Linked DNA regions of Mus musculus: region 2 is linked to region 1. A link is a loop called in an ENCODE intact Hi-C map of the cell type or tissue named here. Cell type or tissue: heart. All regions are shown on one strand. Links, peaks and the distances in the headings refer to the core of each region. The heading gives the core; the rest is flanking DNA. Region 1 has its middle 20 kb from the start of C030016D13Rik. Region 2 has its middle 100 kb from the start of Rfx3.

Region 1 (10,327 bases), core at 1,515-9,514:
ATATAGGCTAAACTGCTGTTCATTGGTTGGTAGTATTCAGTGAAGATGTGATATAGACACACAACAGAATATGGTCCAGACATAAAGAATGAAATTCTGTCACTTGTAGTGGCATAGATAGACCGGAAGATAACATGTTAAGTAAAATAAGCTAGACTCAGAAGGACAAAGACCATATCCTCTCATTTATAGTCGGAAGTTAAAAAGCTGATCTTACGGAAGCTGAGAAGGGTGAAGGATAGGGATTGGTGAAAGGGTGATTATCAAATTAGTGGTACAATCAGAGGTTCGACTTCTTATGGTCTAAACCAGCAGGATGAGTTCTGTTAACAGTTGTGTATTTGAAATACCTAGCAGATGCAGACAGGAGCACGTTGTCCTCTGAGAGGCTCCACCCAGCAACTGACTCAGACAGACCCAGACATCCACAGTCAAACAGTGGATGAAGCTTGGGGACTCTTATGGAAGAGTAGGAGGAAGGACTGTGGACTCTGAAGGGGATATGAACTCCACAGGAAGAAAAACAGAGTCAACTAAGCTGGCCCCTTGGGACTCTCCGAGTCTGAATCACCAACTGAAGAGCATACACGGGGTGGACCTAGGCTACTCTGTTCATATGTAGCAGATGTGCAGCTTAGTCTTCATGTGGGTTCCGAAGAACTGAAACGGGTGCTATTCCAAACACTGTTGCCTGTGCGTGGGATAGGTTCTTCTAGCTGGGCTGCCTTGTCTCCCCTTAGTGGGAGAGGAAGCACCTAGCCTCACAGAAACTTGAAGTGCCACAGTGGGAGGGATATCTAGAGGGGCCTCCACTTGCTCAGAGGAGAACGGTTAGGGAAGTGGAGGAAGGGTTGTGGGAGGGGGTAACTGGGAGTGGGGCATTGAACAGGATGTAAAGTGAATAAGTAAAAAACCTAAAATAAAATTAAATTAAAAAAAATAAAATGCCCGGCAGAGATGTTCTTGAATAGTTCCCACAGAAAGAAAATACATATTTGTTGTGATGGATATGCCAACTACCCTTGTCTGATCATTACACACTACACCCATTCATTTAAATGTTGTCTGGAATGCCATAAATATCTACCATTATGATGTGTCTACTATCATTTAAAACCCTTTGAAAAATAATTGTTATAAAACCCCCATGGAGAAACTAAAGTGCAAATATGAAAGACTGGGCTTGACAATGCCTACCTGTAACCCTGGGATTCCAGAAGCCAAACAACAGGGAAATTGCAGCAAGCTACAGGACAGGCTGGTCTACATGTGAAATCCTAGTCCAGTCTTGTCTATACATGGACTCCTTTGCCAGCCTGGTCTACATATAAAATTCCATGCCAGCCAAAGCTATATAGCAAGACCTAATTGAAAGCAACCCCAAGCCAAACTTCACAAAACCATATATTGCCATTTTGTATACTGTTACTTCTTCAACTCCCCAGGATTCTCCTGGATCTTGGATCCTGGAGCACCCAGGAAGGGGCCAATCTTACTGCAGGCCCACTGGCAGGTGCAGGGTAGTGTCTAGATGTAAAGTCATGGGAGTCTTACAACTTGTAGACATCTTCTGTCCTGTGCCTAGCACTTCTTTAGACACTGGGGATTTGACACTAACTGGGAGACAACTGTCCACATTCCCATGGAGATTGCTTTAGCAGTGGGAGGGAGATAACAAAAAATTAGTAGAATTCATACAACAATACAGAGAAAATCAAATCAGGAAGGGGCAGATTGAAGTCCCGTCCTGGGCCTGGGAAGAACTAAGAGAATGAACCTTGGTGGTGTTTGTTGTTTGGGGTAGAGAAGAGCAACAGGTGCAAACGCCCTGAGACATGGACACACAGCACTAGCTTGAAGGGTAACAGGAAGACCCCCTTGTTGGTGCATCAGTGTAGGAGGCTTAGAGACTCACTTGAAAGGCAGATGATAGTGTTTTGTAGTGTGAAGACTTCTTTTGCTCTGAGGGGTAGTGAGCCCAAGAGAGCTATGGATAGGCTTGTATTTTAAACTGGACCACATTCTGGATGCCACATAGAGAAGAAACTGATGGGGGTGGAAGAAGGGGATGAAACCCTTTCAAAACTGGAAGGGGGAAAGGAGAGTGGTATCTTGGAGCCTGTCAGGGAGCAGTGGAGGTCTGAAAGTGGGTAAAAGGTGGGGCATGGAGGTGCCTGAGGATCTAGCACCACGGTGTCTGAGCGGAGGGCAAGTTGACCAAGGGTGGGAGAGTATCCTGGTCAGGATGCTAGGAACCTGAGACTCTAGGACCGTTAACATCACTTGAAGCCTCCATCTGTCAAACTGTGTGCTCCCTGGAGCACCACCATCTCTTTGTACACCCTGTTTTAAAATTTACCCAGACATGAACACAGAAAAATGTGACCTTTTGAGAGTTGAGTGTCATGGTACACCCCTACAAGCCTGGCACCTAGAAAGTGGACAGAGGCAGGCAGACAGAAGGAGTTTCAAGTCATTCTGGGTTACATAAGATCCTGTCTTCTGTGGGAAGAGGGACTACCATTAGTAGTGAAACTGAGGGAAAACTGGGATTTGAATACTGCAGGTCACTGCCCCCTACTAAACACGTGTATTTCCAAGACCAAAGTGTATTTCTGCAGAGCGCTCCATGGGCATTGTCAAACACAGTCTGTGAGGGTTGAGAATTAATGGGACTGAGACAATAGACAAACTGGAGAAGAGCCCTGAGCCCCCGAGATTTGCCATGAATATTCCCAATTACAGGACAGACAGAAATGGCAGAGGGAACTGGTCACCAGATGGCAGTATGTGCCTAGAAATGTCTGATGGTATGGAAGGCCAGAATCGACCACCCCTCTGGATTATCGGGAAGAGTCGGTTTTTATCTACATCTCTTTTAAAGGCAGATGCCTAGAGCTCTAGAGGTGGGGGCTGGTGGTGTTCTGACTCTTCCTGGGCAAATCTTCAGGCTGACCCGCACAGGATGGCTATGAAAGATCTGCTCTCCCCAAACAAGTTCGCAACAGAGTCGAACACAGGGATTCTTAGACCCCTGGCAATCCATTATGCCTCTGAACTCATCAGCATGGTGCCATCAAATATATACAACAGTACTCTCTGGATTACAAAAGGCAACCAATCTTGCTGAAATGTGAATATTTAAGGGAGTGTGTGATGTGGTAACATATCACTCATGTCTTTACTGATGCACTTTAATGGGGCAGGCCTCTTCGTACCCACTGCGATTGTGGAACAGATGTGGGCAAAAATGATACTTCAAGATATTTACAACTGTCCTGGGATGTTTGTCACCCATTATCATATTAGATAAGCTGCTTCGTCTTAGTAAGACGTCAATGAAAATATGCTTGTCTTTTCCCTCCACACACTCTCTCTAGATTTCTTTGTTCGGTGTGCCCATGGAGCCTGTGACTAGTGAGAGACCCTAGCTTAGCAATCCTTAGCCTTCAACACTTTGAAAATGATTTATAGTGGCTGAGGATGCCTGTCGATGGGTCCTTACGGAACAACTTCAGCACAAAAGCTGACAGCCAGCCGGGGCAGTTTTCTCTCTGGCAGCTGGGGCTCTACCACTCACACACAGTAGGGGTGCTTCAGCCTGGGCAGCATCAAACTATTTAGATTTTATTCTAAGAAGGCAAAGGGTGAGCTGTGCCAACACTTCACTCCCGTCGCCCACACCTCTATTCTAGTTTCTGTCCATGAGTGGACAGAGCTGGGTGACTCCGTGTCAGGCTGGAGCCCTCGGAACCTGTGCTGGCTCTGAGGGTTGTTGGACTCATTAGTCAACACCAGCGGAGCTATTGGAGTGGCTTCTCTTCTAATTTCATCTGCCTAACATAGATTTTGTCGCCTGAGTGCAGGAACTTCCTTGAGTTGGGTTCAGGGATCTGGCGCAGTGGGGATGAGTTGGGCTCAGGGATCTGGCACATCTTCTTCCTGCAGTGCCCTGCCCTTGGCCATCTTCCTGACAGTCCCATCTCCCCTCTCCTACTTCTTGCGATGTCTCCAAGGCACTAGGACATCCATCTTATCTTAGAGTCTCTCCTATCTTCTTTGTTAGCTGTGTGGTTAATATTGATTGACGAGATCTAGAATCACCTTGAAGGGCAACCTCTGGCATGTGTGCTGGATTTTTTTTTCTTTTTCTTCTTTTTTTAAAAATATTTTTATTAGGTATTTTCCTCATTTACATTTCCAATGCTATCCCAAAAGTCCCCCATACCCTCCCTCCCACTCCCCTACCCTCCCCCCACTCCCCCACCCACCCACTCCCACTTTTTGGCCCTGGTGTTACCCTGTACTGGGGCATATAAACTTTGCATGACCAATGGGCCTCTCTTTCCAGTGATGGCTGACTAGGCCATCTTTTGATACATATGCAGCTAGAGTTAAGAGCTCCGGGGTACTGGTTAGTTCATAATGTTGTTCCACATATAGGGTTGCAGTTCCCTTTAGCTCCTTGGGTACTTTCTCTAGCTCCTCCATTGGGGGCCCTGTGATCCATCCACTAGCTGACTGTGAGCATCCACTTCTGTGTTTGCTAGGCCCCAGCATAGTTTCACAAGAGACAGCTATATCAGGGTCCTTTCAGCAAAATCTTGCTAGTGTATGCAATGGTGTCAACGTTTGGAGGCTGATAATGGGATGGATCCCTGGATATGGCAGTCTCTAGATGGTTCATCCTTTTGTCTCAGCTCCAAACTTTGTCTCTGTAACTCCTTCCATGGGTGTTTTGTTCCCAATTCTGGGATTTTTTTTTTCTAAAACAGGTTAATATTGGAAGACCTACTCTATATGTGGATGGCATCATTTGGTGGGGTGGAGTCCTCGACATAGGTAATGAAACAGAAAATGAGTCAAATACTCATCTTCCCGTGCCTCCGGACTGTGGATCACATGCAACCAGCTCCCTCAAACCCCTGCCACCATGGCTTTCCTGCGTGATGGGCTACACCCTCAAATCCTGAGCAGCTTTTTATTCATTTCTTCTTCCCTCCTTCCCATCTTCCTTCCTTAAGTTATTTGAGAAAACAATACACTAGCCAAGCTGCTTCCTGGGTCTTCTTTGCTTTCCCCTTCATTGCTTCACCCAAAGTCAAAGTTAATGTCACCCAAATCCCAGGAAGGATGCTCTAGTTGCCAAAAGCCAGTTCATTCCAGTAGTTAGAGAAACAGAAAAGTCCTTTGAATCCCTACATCATTCTACTTAAAACATCTCCTTAACGTCCAGGCGCTCCCAACTCGCCATCTCCTACCCCGCTTTATCTTATTCAGGGCTCTTAATCTCATCCTAAATTTGAGTACTTACCTTACTATTGTCTGTGTCGCCCCAGTATCACTGGGGACAGTCATTGCCTGTCATAGGCTCCGGTATGTAGTAAATGTTCAGTTAATACTGGATAAAGGAATTAACAGATTGGACTGGAATAGGGGTGCTGGCAACTCTTGAATTTCACGTTTACAATCGTTTTAACTATTGCCTTTCATTGATACTGTGAACATAAAAGCACCATGGGTCAGTTACATGGGGTTTGATATAACAATTCACTTTCCTTAGCACAAATACAAGTCCTTTAAAAGCCATTTTATTTTACTAAAGTGTCTAGTTTATTATTATGCACAGGGTACATATGCTAATCATTTTATTTTCATGCCCTGAGGTCTGCACGGTTAAGGTACGGCTTCACTGGGACACATGTGTGGGAGAATCACACAACAATCGCTGGCAACACTCCTGAAAAGTGTTAGCCTGGACACCAATGCCAGCAGGGGGCACTAGCAAGCAACCACAGGGACAAGCCCAGCAGAGTAACTGCATTTTCTATCATCTGCAGCTTACTGGATTGGTCTCACATAGCAACACCATCCATCATTGATTGGAAAGCTATCCTAGGACCTCACAGAAGGCATGCTCCCGCAAGCATGGAGAGATGCAGCCCTAACACAAGCTAGGCAAGTGTGAGCATCTTAAAAATAACAGGCCCAGGTCATTCGTGTCTTACCTGCTTTTAAGATACCTACCTATCCTTCCTACAACCAGCCAGTCTTCAGACTCACACTGGCATTTGGATTTGTTTGCATTAAATGGGTTAAGGAGAACTGGGGTACCAGTGTGGGCATCTTTAGAGTACCCTGAACAGAGAGGTTTAGCATCTATAATGTAAAAGGTGACAGCCCCTCAGGGCCAGGTAGACAAGGAGCAAAGCTGTACTCTGGTTCAAACACAGTAGTTTTAAAGTAGATACAAACTGCATCACTGGAAGAAGTATAGAAAATATGATAAGGATGAGGGATGCATATAGGAAGTATATTGTGTATACATAAGAGTATATTGTGAAATTGATCTAAGTCTGGATATGGATTTAAACAGATACATAAGAGGCATGGCTGTAAATCTAAAATTATTTGGTTTAATGAGCTATTACTTATCCTGATATTAATTTACTTCTTGTAAGGCTGACATAGCATATATAAAAAGGAAAAGCGAAAGCAAAGGGTTACTGTGTGCTTGTAAAAGTTCCTTCATTTTTGAGAAACTTAATGACTCCAGAGACCAATACACTGCTTACTAAGGATCCTACAGTGTCTATTTCAGTTACTCTGGAGGATATTGACTTGTTCCCATTGGAACCCTATCATTTTCTGCCCCCATCCCCCAGATTTTTGAGCTATAAGTATGAATCTCCCAACACAATAGTTTTTTTTTTTTAAACATATATTTAGTTTTTTAAGCAATGGGCCCCGCAACATTAAGACGTTTTCTATCTGTCCTGTTCTGTTCAACATCTGGGTATGAGAATAGATTAAAACAGATTGTTACATGTAGCTTCTATTTTGTGGCTAACCAAAGCCATAACATAGTACAATATCAACTTTACCCTGACGGACACCTTTCCCAGGGTGGGGTTGTTTTGAACAACGTTGTCCTGAGCATCTTCATGCATCTTCACACAGAATATGGAAGAGTTGAGAGAAGCTGAGTATTTTCTGTGAAATCCAGCACTCTTTGCATGCATAGTCGCTGATCTGCCACTGCTGCCCACAAGCATCCGAGAATGACAAATCTTTCAGTCTACTAACAGAAACAGGAACCAACCTGTTCAAAAGTACTGTGCAAAATTGCTTGGAGAATAAAGAGGTCATTTTTCAAGTTGCCTCGGGTATGTCATGGATTTTTGGTCTTTTATGTTTATAATGTCTAGGGGTTTTTTAACCTTTTAATTTTTATTTGGAAAATATTATACATAATATTATATATATATGTATACATATACACACACACACACTATATATACATATATAGTGTGTGTGTGTGTGTGTGTGTGTCTGAGATGAGAGGACTGTCTCACACTGTAGCTTAGGGACTAGAACACACTGTGTGATGGACTAGACTTGGGCTAGTAGCAAAAATCTTCCTGCCTCATCTTTCTGAGTGCTGAGTTTATACTCATAAGTCACCACACCTGGGCTTATACATCTACATTTTACTGTAGTTTAAAAGACTGTGTGAAGCGACCTGGGAAACTAGTGTCCACAGCAAGAAGGGCAATGTTCTCTGAGCCTCCAGTGTCTCCATGTGTCTACAGCTCCCATTGCTCCAGTTTACACTTAGTGTTTCCTCTTTTCTTTTCTTTTCTTTTCTTTTCTTTTCTTTTCTTTTCTTTTCTTTTCTTTTCTTTTCTTTTCTTTTCTTTTCTTTTCTTTTCTTTTCTTTCTTCCTTCCTTCCTTCCTTCCTTCCTTCCTTTCTTTCTTTCTTTCTTTCTTTCTGTTTTGTTTTTCGAGACAGGGTTTCTCTGTGTAGCCCTGGCTGTCCTGCAACTCCCTTTGTAGACCAGGCTGTCCTCAAACTCAGAAACCTGCCTGCCTCTGCCTCCCAAGTGCTGGGATTAAAGGCGTGCGCCACTATGCTCAGCTCTCCCCCTTTCTTTTCTTCTACACATAAATGTGCATCATCCCCAGGAGAACACCTTAGCCTTTGCTAGTCAGAGTGTGAAACTCTGGCCACTAAACAAATGCTGGACCACTGAGCCCCAGCTCCAGCTCCAGCCCCAACTCCAGGCCAGCTGTTTGCTTTATAACATACATCTTTATAAAAATGAAATCATAAGGAATAATTTTGTCTCTACCTTATGTCAAACATTTTAAAAGCACCCACGTTGTTCTTTACAGCTACTTTTTATTGATTTTTTTTCCTGCATGGAATGTTATTAAGTAAAATTTCCACAATCCATTTATCAATTTTATTTCAGACCTTAATTTTCCTGGGTTTTTTTTTTTTCCCTATAATGAGTGTGTTGTTCAGTTGATTCTTCTGCTTGTCTTCTGATATGTTTATGCTGACATTCTCTAAGGAGAATATATCTAGAGGCAAGATTGCTAGATTCAGGAAACATAGCTGAAGTGCTAGATAAAGATATGCTATTCTTCAATTACATACATACACTAATGCCCCAACAACAATTCACTGAGCTCTTACTGTGGCATGTTTCCAACATTTGATTTTGTCCACCTTTTATAGTTGAACCAATGTACAGTCTGGTCAGTGAAGGGAGGTACATGCTCAGGGTAGCTTTGTTAATCTCTCCCTCTCTTCCCCCTCTACATCATCCTTTCTCTCTTCCTCTGCCCTTTTCCCTATGCCCCTCTTTTTACTCCCCTCTCCATGTGTATGTGCACATGTGTGTGTGTACATGTATTCCTTTATTTGTGCTCTCTGTGTTTTATTAGTGCTGTCTTCTAAAAGATGTGTTTTGCTTTTTATACATAAATATTTAAGCCTCTAGAATTAATTTTTGTTCATTGTTCATGTTCAAAGCAGAAATCAAAAATCTGTCCTCCCTTTTTCCCCTTCCTTTACTCTGCCCTTTTCCTTCTTGCCCCTACTCCACTTTTTAAACTGCAGAATCCTCTGTTAAACACGGCCTATTTTAAAAGACTGATCTTCCCTGTGCCTTTGCACATATCCTCAGCTATGCACTAAGTGGGCACTGATGTGTGAACCTATGCTGGGGTGTGCCATTTTGAACCATGGATCCACTTCTCCATCCTTCCACAAATACCACTGTCCTCACATCTACCACTTCAGAGTGGACCTTGGTCTGCTGCGGCAGAGCACGTTGGCCCATCTTGCTCTCCGGGAGAGCCCTGGCTGCACATTGCTCTTGGCTTCTGAAGAAATGAAAATATAAAGCTACAGAGCCTTCTTTTCTTCCCCTTCTCTGACTAATTGTTTGTTGGGCGTCTTTTCATAAAAATCTACTTTATAGAAACAGGCTGCTTATGTAATTCTTATTCCCTTCTTCCAGTCTCAGAAGATTTGAATTTTAAAAAGCTTGAATTTTCTTCAAGAATAAGGCTTTTTTACAATATACATATTTAATAGGGTGGAAAGGAGAATAGAGAATAACTATCCTTAATGTCTTGGTATCTCATTTACAAACAAGCCCAATGAGTTGTTCAAACAAACTTTACATTTGTGTTAATTTAAACAAGATGATGTAAACTGGTAGTGTCCTTTGTCCTGGCTACACTATGTCAGCCCCTTTGCTGACAGCCCTGGGGAACTCCCTTGCTCTTTCTAACACTTCTTCTGTACTGTTTATCTGCTTTTCATTACATAACAGTGGCCTCAAACACCTGCTTTTACCTCTCAGTTTTCTATCAAGTCCTTATATCTGGCACTACATTAAACTACCAATAAAGCCCACATCTTTCCCAGTATATTTAAACATGGGCCAGACAGCTAGTAGCATTTTATAAGTCCTAAATATATGGCTGCTGCCTTTACTTAAGAATACTGACAGAACTTGGCATTGGGAAACTGAGGTGGATTTTACAGGAGTCTGCCCTACCCTCTGCTAGCCTCTAAAAATGCTAGGCTTCAAATTACAGCTTCAGCATCCATGGGGGAAATTGTGATGAATATACAAGTTTGGAGATTAAGCATGCTACCTTCTCAAACAATATCTTAAAAGTCAAGGATGGGATGTCTTAAACACAAGCTATCCTTTCAGGCCAAGTGATACAACTTTAATTATAATTTATGTTAATGAACTACTGTAAAAATGTTGCAAAATGGAGCCCCATAATAATGTTCCTCAAACATTATTAGCTATTGCTGATACTTGGCTACCTTCCTGAATTTGACTATAAGACCATATTGCTGAGTCATAGAATATGGCAAAACCAAGCTGATCCTCACACAGAAGCTTCATCTCTGTTGTCTTGCTTTCCTGGCACTAGAGAGTGCCATGCATATGGCCAGAAGAGAAGCGAAATCATGCGTCTCTTCTGTAAACTGTAAACCCTGCAGCTTACAAC
Region 2 (10,327 bases), core at 1,525-9,524, 660 kb after region 1:
TGTAGCAGAGGATGGCCTTGTCGGACATCAATGAGAGGAGAGGCCCTTGGTCCTGTGAAGGCTTGATGCCCCATTGTAGGAGAATGCCAAGACTGGGAAGCAGGAGTGGTGAATTATTGGGGGGGTGGGGGGGGAGATAGGGAGATTTTCTGAGGAGAAAAGAGGAAAGGGGATAAAATTTGCAATGTAAATAAAGAAAATATCTAATAAAAAATGACGAAGAATGAAAAAAAAAAAAACACAGCCCATTGTGGCAAGCACTCAAAGTCTGTTCGGTCTGCTCAACACTGGGGAAGGCACAGTTGTTGTCTTGAGGGTGGGGAAGGGCACACATGCCACAGCACATGTTTGTAAGAAAGTCGGAGGACCACTTTGTGGAATCATGTCTCTCCCCACCTTTACAGGTGCCCCCGGGGTTTAAACTCAGCTCAATGGGCTTCCGTGGCAATCACCTTTCCTGGCTGAGCCGCCTTCCCAGCACTCTCCACTGCTTTTAAAGCAGATGCTGGCATTGGAAAATATTTTGCATGATGTGAAATCAGTTTTGCATGCTTTAGAAGAGAGTGGATTGTATTAAAAAAAATACCATGATGGTGAGCAGGGTTATCCGTTATTCTATGCCCAATAAGCTGATAAAACAGGACTGACATTCCAGAACACCCATCAATTTCCTGGGGACACTAATTCTAAAGTGGGAGCAAACACCCAGTGTTGCTGCTGTTGTTTTAATTATCAGTTTTATTAAGATAAAGCTTACATACTCTATTAGAACCCTAGTGCTGTTTCTACCTACAACAAAATTCCCAGCTCCCAAACTGTGATCCAGCTCTTCATTTGAGCTTTTACTATTTGCATGCAGCTAATCTCTTTTATAAATTTGTTCTCTCCCTTACCAAGACTCTCCCCAAGGGCTCTCAGGTACTGGATATTGACATGCAGATCAGGGTGTTTTCACACACAAGCTTCCACCACTGGGTGGGCTTGGTTTCCAGGGGAGCAGCACCACCATGCTTGATCATGCAATCACCTCAAGAATACCTGACAACACCTTCTCTCTAGAGAAAAACAAAATGCCTCAGAAAAGGGATATTTAAAGATTAATTCCTGAACACCATTACCAATTAACATCCAATGTGTCTTCTTTCAGATGCTGGATAGCCGCTCAGATAGGGATGCCATGGATGCCCAGGTCCAGTAAGAGTCCTGTCAGCCTGTGATGATGAAGTGAGTCATTTTCTGAAGAGTGTCTTCAGTGATGGTAAGACACTCCTCATATTAACGCTCCAGCTCATCCAGGATGTCAGGCACACAGACCTTGCTTTAATATCCAAAAGATCTTTTAAAAAATAAAAATAAACCATGGCTTCTTCACACAGATTGGAAGTCCCTGTCAATTTCAGGCAGTAGTGATATAGAAGATGTATACCAAGGTGTTATATTGGGTATGGATTTCTGTGCGCTTTTTACTCCTCTGGGGAGAAATGTGCCAAAGAAGCAGCTTTGGAGCTCACATTTAGAAAGAGGGGAGCGAGTCAGACATCATGGAAGTTGGGTCTTCAGGAGTGCAATGCTGGAAAGGGCTTTGGGGGAAATTGTCAGATGAGGCTGCCTGGCACTTAGAGGGGACAGGTGACACAGAAACCCTGTCTTGGAACAAGTAGGCTTTCACCCTTTAATGAAGACGTATCATCAGGCAAGCTAATTATTCAAATCAGAAAAGAGGATTATCCAAACCCGAGTAAGAAAAATAAAAGCAAAGCAAAACAACAACAAAAAACACAAACCAGAACTCCACAGCAAAACCTAAGTGTGACAAGGACCGAAAGCCAATAGGAAAGTTTTGGTGTAGGCAGGAACTGATGATGTTTCTCAGAGATCCACAAAAGCTGGGATGTCTAGGCAGCACTGCAGAGGGGAGCAGCATCTTTGTTGGCATGCAAAGGATCAGCTCACACTAGCAGCCTGGAAGCAGCCTCATTGATGTTGATGTTGAACGGGGAAGTTTTGGCTTACGTAAGGCCCAGGATATTTTCTTTCTTTCCTTCCTTTCTTCCTTCATTTCTTTCTCTCTCTCTCTCTTTCTTTCTTTCTTTCTTTCTTTCTTTCTTTCTTTCTTTCTTTCTCTTTCTTCCTTCCTTCCTTCCTTCCTTTCTTTCTTTCTCTCTCTCTCCCTCCCTCTCTTCCTCCCTCTCTCTCCCTTTCTTTCTTTCTTTCTTTCTTTCTTTCTTTCTTTCTTTCTCTCTTTCCCTCCCTCTCTTCCTCCCTCTCTTTCCCTCCCTTCCTTCCTTTCTTTCTTTCTTTCTTTCTTTCTTTCTTTCTTTCTTTCTTTCTCTCTCTCTCTCTCCCTCCCTCTCTCTCCCTTTCTTTCTTTCTTTCTTTCTTTCTTTCTTTCTTTCTTTCTTTCTTTCTCACTCTCTTTTCTTCCTCCTCCTCTTCCTCCCCTTCCTCTTCCTCTTCTTCATCTTCTTCTTTTTCTCTTTCTTAAAAATTTATGGAAACAAGATGTGTCAATTTCTTCTCACTGCTATCAGCCCTCACCACAAAGTCTGTGTTGCTTTAGTTGCTTCAAAAATACAAATGGATTGTCTTACAGTTCTATAGGTCTGAAGTATGAAGTAGCTCCCAGTGGAAGAGAGTCCAGGTGTTGGAAGGAAGCATTTATCTCTTGGAGAAACTCTTTGCCTTGTTCAGCAGTTTGAAGCTGCCCCAGTCTTGGCTTGTGATCCCCTTCCTTCAGCAACATCAGGCTTAAACTTTCTCACACTGTCATATTTCTGCCTCCCTTTCTCCTGCCTCTCTCATCTACTTAGAAGGACCCTGTGAACTCCATTGGGCTCATTTCAGTAACTCTGCTTTTAGGTTAGCTGATTAGAAACATTAATGTCATTTGCAACCTTATGTCTCCTTTGTCATGTAAGCTAATAGTCACTAATTCCAGGGATAGCTAGAGAGAAAGTATCACTTAGGATGCCATGCAGAGGGACTCTAGTGGGTAAGTCCTAAAATTCCTGGTGCTGGGCTAGGTTGGAAGACAGCACAAGTTAGCAAAGGGATAGATTCAGGGCCAGTTCTCAGAGCCAGCTGCTGTACCAACATGGGAAAGGCCTTAGCAAGTAGTCATGACCAGGTGAAACTTTCACATATTCTAACTTAATAGTTTGAATGGGTTCCAGACAGGATGGTGTTAGGAAGCAGATCTGCATGACCCAGGAAGACTGTACACACCACCAGAGTTACAGAACACAAGTGCAATGATGCAGGATATAAGTTTGTATCTTTGCTCTAGGGTGTGAGGACAGAATCCCAGGTAACACATGACTGAAAATCTTTTGTTCTCTTCTGATCCCCGTCAGTAATTTTTGTAAGATGTTCCTCTCTGCTTCTCTATCTCATACTATCAGATTTAGCATATGGTCTTCACATATACTAAGTTCTCCTGGGAAAATACTATTCGAAATTTCACATTATACATTGAACTCATTCTCTCAATCTATCTAAGTTTGTTCACAACACTTAAGAGGAAAAATTACATCATTGAAGTTCATCAATAGCAGTTTATGTCACCGTCCCTAGCCCATGTGAAAATAGTTAGGATGTGTTTCAATCCCATGTCAGTAAGATCTGTTTCCATTAGACTCCATTCTGTAATACTCACTATGTAAAGGATTCCTGGTATTTGAATCATTTTACGTATTTTTTTAGCTTTGTCTCTTTTCTTTTTATTTTATTTCCTTCTTGCATATAAAATTGTTGGTAGTTACCATGGCGATTCTAATTGATTTCTTTCTGCTGTTCTTTGCAGGCTTTGAAAAAAGACTTGCACAATACATCCTTCATATTGTTATTTTTATCTTTGTGAGTCTGTAATGGCCTCTCAAAGGATAAACAAAAGCGAGCAACAAGAACGGCTGACGCTACCTTGCTTGGTGTCAAAAGCTGGGACGAACAGAAGAAAACCCAAGAAGAAGAAGAAGAAAAGCCAAGCCAGGGAGGACAAAGAGGAAAAGGGTCAGAGGTCAAAAGTAAAAGCCTGTGTCACACAAGAGAGAGTTCAGGTACTGGCGTCAGCAGCCATGCGCGGCAAGAAGAGGCTTTTGGAGAGAATCAACTTATCGATGTAACTGGAGCCTAGAAGACCAGTCAATGATGGAGAGAGCGCCCAAGAGGGGAACTAGGTAGGTGTCACTATCTGTTTTGGTTTGTTTTATCTTCTGGTAGATCAAAAATGTCCATTATACACAGACACACAGACACACACACACACACACATGAATATGTACATATGAGCATGGTCTTACAAGGTACATCTGTATGTCTATAACACCAGGTAGGACCAACTCATTAGTCTTACTTTTAGGAAGCTAAAACGTGTTATTTGACATGATTTTTGCTTTGATCACCTGCCTTCTACACAAAAGAGAATGATTCAAATGAGTGTAGTCATAGAGATAAGAAAAGAAAAGGAAAAAAAGAAAAAAGAAAAAGTTTCTTGGAGCTCTAGAATGAGCTGGTATGTTTTAGGATTTTTGTATACCTACAGAACATTTGCATTTTAAATTTAGACCGCATACTTACCCAAAGGTAATTGTTACAAATGTTGAAAACAACAGTCATATCCAGGCAAAGTGTGGTGGCACACTCCTGTGGCCTCAGACCTTGGGAGGAGGAAGTTGGAAGATCAAGAGGGTAAGGGTTACATAGGGAGTTCAAGGTCCAGCCTGGGCAACATGAGCAAGGTCAACCTGGGCAACCTGAAATCCTGAAATAAACAAACACAGCCTTTTGTAGTAAATTCAAGATGTAAACATGCAGGATGAGTTCTAGACAACAAAGACCACTCGTGTGTTCTCTCCTTTGTCCTTTCACTGCCCAAAGCAAAGAGAGAACATGCTCACAATTGAGGTTGACATCCGGAGCAGTGAAGTACTTCCAAGAATTGAAACTAGTAAGAAATGTCCTCAAGGAAAGGATATATTTATTTTATTATTTTATTTTACTTCTAAGATTACAACTCAATTACATTGTCCCTTTATACCCTCCCGCCCTCCTTCGAATTTATGGACTCTTTTTTTCACTAATCATTATTGCATTCATATATATTTGCATATACATGTATATTCCCAAATACAGCCTGTTAAGTCCATGTGATGTTACTTGTATGTTTGTTTCCAGGGCTGACCATTTGACACTGGACAACCAATTGGTGTGTTCTTCCCTGGGAAGGCTACTACTCTCCTTCCCCTTTAATTTTCAATGAAAAATTAAAGGATGTTTTGATCAACAACGTTCCTGCGAATATGAAACAGCAAGTTCCACCCAGTTACACTTTAAGTACTTCCATCAGTAGGCTTCAAAGGATAACTTTAGGAGGAAGAACAGCAAACACCATTACAAGATGGTCAAGAGCCCCGAGGGCCAAAGATTCTGCACATGCACCCTCTTGTGGCCTGGAGAATTGCTCTGCACTGGACTCCAAAGCTGGCATGTCTAATTCAGAGGACATTCAAACCCCATGTGCCCTTCCTCGTGTGCTAAAATCCAGATGTTTAATGAGCCTGCATCTCTAAGCCACTTCAGATTCTCAGCTTATAACAAAAAAGCATCATCTCATGTCCTCCACACCTGGATAAAAAAGATCTTGGGGATAGTAAACGTGATTTATTCACGAAACACATTGTAAAAATTACATTACACAGGCTTATGTGAAATATGCAAAGGCTTTGGGAGATAAATGCCTAGAATAATCCACCATGAAACTTGTAGATAGATTCTATGACCCTGTTCTTCTGGTGCAAACGTAAATGTGTTTCTGATAAATATGTTTTATTATGTTTTGCTTCATAAGACCACCCTATTATAAATTCACGATGGTTAAAAGAAAAATTTAAGAACCTCTCTTCCTTTGGCAGCCAGAACAAGGTTTTTGAAACCAAAAACATATGTTTGAATTTAGCTCCACATGTGCCAACTAGCTATTGACTGAACACTGACATGTGTGAGCTCTGGGGATCCCAAATCTCTCAGGGCAGTAATGCTAAGCAAGGTAGGTTCTTTACCCAGTGATGGAGAATTCATAGTATGACTTCCCACGTCACTTTCAAAAAATTAGTGGAGGGTAAGTGTACGGTTGCTTGCCAGCATGCATGCATACATGTGGGGTGTGTGTGTGTGTGTGTGTGTGTGTGTGTGTGTATGTGTGTGTGTGTGTGTGTGTGCTATATGGTATATGTATGTAGTATATCTTGTGTGTGTGGTGTATGTATTTGTATGTGCGAGTGTGTGTGGTATATATGTGTGTGTGCATATGCATGTGTATGTGGTGTGTGTGTGGTGTGTATGTGGTGTGTGTGTGGTGTGTATGTGGTGCTTGTATGGCATCGTGTGGCACACACATGTGTATGTGTGCATGCGCATGCATGTGCCTGTGTGTGTATGTGTGGTATTTGTATGGTGTGGGGTGTGTGTGTGTGTATGTGTGTATAGTGTTTGTATGCTGTGGTGTGTTGTGGCCTGTGTGTGTATGGTGTGTGTGCACATGTGTTGTCTGTGTGTATGTGTGTGGTGTGGCATGTGTGAACACTGGTACATTCACAGAGCTCAGAGGAAGACATCAGGTGTCCTGCTCTCTTGCCTTATTCCCTTGAGATAGCTCGGTGAACCTAAAATGACTCTCTGCCAGCAAGCCCCTCCTGTGAGCCTCCTGCCTCCCAGGCCCTAGCACCCAACCCCACACTCAGCTTTCTCCGTGAGTGCTGGGGATTTGAACTCAGGCCATCACGCTTGCACAGTAAGTGCTGTTAGCTGCTGAACCTTTCCCTAAACCCGGACTGTTCCTTTTTAATCTTTACGTTTTCCTCCCTTTCGTCTCCATTTGACAGGTACACTAGCAGACAGTGCTCATCTTTTTTTCAGTTCCCTCTCTAGTTTTGCTCATAAGGGGCAATCCCTTAGTCTCCCTTGGTTTATTTAATCCTGTCTACTAACTCTGCCATAGGGATAATGAACTAACATAGCACTCTGGCAGAGGAGAGTCATGTTGTTGCACTAAGAGCAAAACCTTCACACAGGGGAAGACTGACTCTAAATTACTGCTCTGATGGGAAAATCTGTCTGTCGGTCTCAACATAATAGTCTGAGCCAAGTCCAAGCCCTTCATAAATGACTTTCAAATAAAAAAAGCTAGTTGATTCTCTCATCCAAGAAGCCAGGATGCTCTATTTAATCCCAGAGCCACCAGTAATCTCTTCTGATAATGCTGGACGTCATTTTCCAGGACCCTGCTTTCAAGTAGACCTTACCTACAAATTCTGCTGATGAGATTATGCTCTGTGGCCTAAGCCACAACCTCTATTTTCCACGTGATCAACAGTCCTGGAAATGTGTCTTCTTTCATTGTTGCTCTATGAGAATTCTATCTGACACAACTTGGATAAGCCAGCTTTTGGGGATTTTCCGAAGTCAACAGGAGTCTACCCTTACTCTCTCCAAATTTAGAACCACTGAAAATACAGACAATGGAATTCCACAAAGGCCAAAATGTCTGCCTCTCGACAGTTTCTAGACCTTGTCCCTAGGCCATGCAAGACTTTCCCCATCTAATCCTATACAGCACAGAGAGAACTATGAGGGTGTGGCTGGGAGCCCCAGGATGGCAGTGGAAAAACTGTGTCTGGGGCCAGATTACAGACGGAAGAACAAATACTGTCTGAGAGCAGGCCACCTCAAAAGTTCAGTTCCCAGAAATGGGCCTGTGTGGCTTGGAGCACAGTGAGGGAGTAACAGAAAATTAAATTGGAATTCTTCTGAAATGACAGCAGTCTGACTGTGTGGGCCGCACCAAAGTCTCTTAAGAGAGGGGATGGGCTTGCTGTAAGACCGGAAGTCCTGGGCTACCCATGTCAGTGGAATCAGCTCTGCTTGTCAAAGGCACAGCAGCCTCGGGCTACTTCACACACATGGCCAACCAGAACAGATGCTGAGAAGCCAAGGAAGCAAGCTCCCTTCTCTCCTTCGTTTCATTACTCTCCACATGTTTTAGAACAATTCATTCAAGATTCACATAAAGTTAGCTATGGGCTTTTCTAAATAGAGCTCTTACATCTTAAAAATAAATCCCAGGCTTTTAAAGCTCTGTAATTATCTTGTCTGTTATCTCATCTGCTGCTTCATCTTTCATTCCCTCCCTTGATCTTCTGTCTGTATGGGGTGTTGCCATTTCTGCATAGCTTTTAAAGCAAAATTCTGGATATTTTCAGAGGTGGGGGAGGGGCGGGAGAATAGATATGTCACGATTTATGTTATTTGCTCATTTTTTTGGAAATTAACTCTTTAGCCTCAGGACAAGTTTTAATCATATCTTTTTTTAATCATATCTTTTTTTTTTAATATCTGTGATCGTACTTTGGGATGAATATGCTTACGGTTCCCTATACTGTGACATTCTTGTATTGAGGCATTCTTACTTTCACTGAAATCATGTTTCCAAGACACACACATCTTCGGGATCTTGTGATTCATGCTTTAGAGCCTGAATTTGGAGCTTAGTGGTGTCTTCACAGACACTAACTTTTCAGATGTGGAAAATATATAAGAAAATAGTTATGTTTGATGAAATGCTACATAAAGAAGTGCAAATTTATGCGGAGCATTTGGTTTAGAGAGTATCAAATACTCATGCAAAATTTAGAGATTGCAAAATTTATAAAATAGAAGACAAAACATAAAATTGGGAAAAAAAAATTTTAAGCTATCCTCTGGTACAGCCATTGCTAATAGTCTAGAGTCTGCCTTTACAGTATTTAATAGCATACTCATCATGTTTATAAATTTTGGGTTTTAGAAACTAACGTTCTAGATCTTTTTCATTTAACATTATGAGCATGTTCATGTTAAATGATTCCTAAAAATTTTACTTCTGAATATGTGTATTGTGCTGTAATGTACATGTATTGATTGTGTGTGGAGTGGGATGGGGTACCCTTGGAGACAAGAGCTGTGACATACCGCTCAAACTACAGTTATAGGCGATTGTGATGAGAACCAAACTCCAGGCCTCTGTGAGAGAAACACTCACTGAACTCTTAACTACTGAGCCATCTCGCCAGCTTCATATCAAATAATTTAATGACAGCATATATAAGAATCTCTCAAGTATTTTATTAAGACATTTTTATAGATATGATGCTTGTTACACAAACATTTCATTGGTTACAAATGATGTTGTTATAACCATTGTTATATAACATTTCTCTGTACTTCATTACTGGTTACTTCCAAAGGAAATTGTCAGTAGGATTGTTGGGAGCCATTAAGGCAATGCTATTGTCCTGATCTCTGAATTGGGCCTCTCCCCCTGAGAAGAAAAGGGGGTCAAAAGCGGGCCACCGACACATGGATTCCGAGAACCACGGGAGGTTCCAGCCCTAGGTCATCACCAATGTCCTGACCACACCCTGATACCACCAAGTTCCTGCTTCCCCGTGTAGCTGCCAAAAGAAAGAATTTCTATTGCCCCCCCTCCCATAAGTACTTCTCCTTTTGCTTGTATTGCCCTACCCCTCCCACTGATAAGTATCTGTACTTCCCCCTTTGCTTGTGCATTTAAACCTTGGACCTTTCTCAATACATGGGGGTCTTGATACAACTTCAGAACGGTTTCCGTGTCGTTATTCGTACAAGACCCTTGTCTCTCTCTACCCCCCATTTGGTTATTAGGAGGAGGTCCCCTCGAGATCCTCGAATAACTGGACCTGCTGGACGGGTCATAGGATAAAAGGATCAATGTTTAGAAAGCAAAAGACCTCTTGATCTTAGTCAACAGGCCAAGATGTGATTAAAACAAAGAAACAACTATAGACTTACTTTGGGGAATAGTTTTGTAAAAACAGGATCAGTTGAAAGCCAAATGAATAATCAAGGTGTTTCTTCGGGAGTGCAGAACCAGGGCAAATGCTGAGAGGTCTTCAATATTTCCTCTCAGCCATGGTGAGACCTGGCACATAAGACTTCTTCAGTTCAACTGATATCTTTACGCTAAAATAATTTATCAGCACCATCCTTATTTATATTGCGATCCAGATTGGTTCTTGGCTTGCGATGTTTACCATCTTAGGAAGCACTTTAGATCTCTGCGTGTGCCCAGATGACTCTGCACAGTCAACGAAGAGCATCATTTTCCCAGCTGAAGAGCCACTACTGGACTGGAGCTGTCAGATAAGGACATGTTCAGGGATACAGGAAGAGAGGTGGCCCAGATCAAAGGAACTCAAGAACTAAATGTTCATAAGAGAGAACAGAGCAACTGAAGAACTGCGGACAACAGCTTCAC

What was found. A loop is a pair of places that touch in the nucleus more often than their neighbours do. Peaks named below come from ENCODE experiments on the same cell type or tissue, not always from the same donor. Only the 100,000 strongest peaks of a DNase experiment are listed, where the experiment ranks them.
Region 2: it touches region 1 in a loop (5-fold over the local background); 4 of 42 quality-filtered maps call a loop at or near these places.

What each region holds. Positions count from the first base shown.
Region 1 is chr19:27,444,877-27,455,203 of GRCm38, forward strand. No RefSeq gene overlaps it. Among named protein-coding and RNA genes, the nearest start is that of C030016D13Rik, 20 kb to the left of the region's middle. In heart, for the core only: CTCF peaks have their summits at 2,780 (motif pointing right) and 5,776 (motif pointing right); no DNase peak of the experiment used is centred there; H3K27me3 peaks cover 351 bases.
Region 2 is chr19:28,106,026-28,116,352 of GRCm38, forward strand. No RefSeq gene overlaps it. Among named protein-coding and RNA genes, the nearest start is that of Rfx3, 100 kb to the left of the region's middle. In heart, for the core only: a CTCF peak has its summit at 5,444 (motif pointing left); no DNase peak of the experiment used is centred there.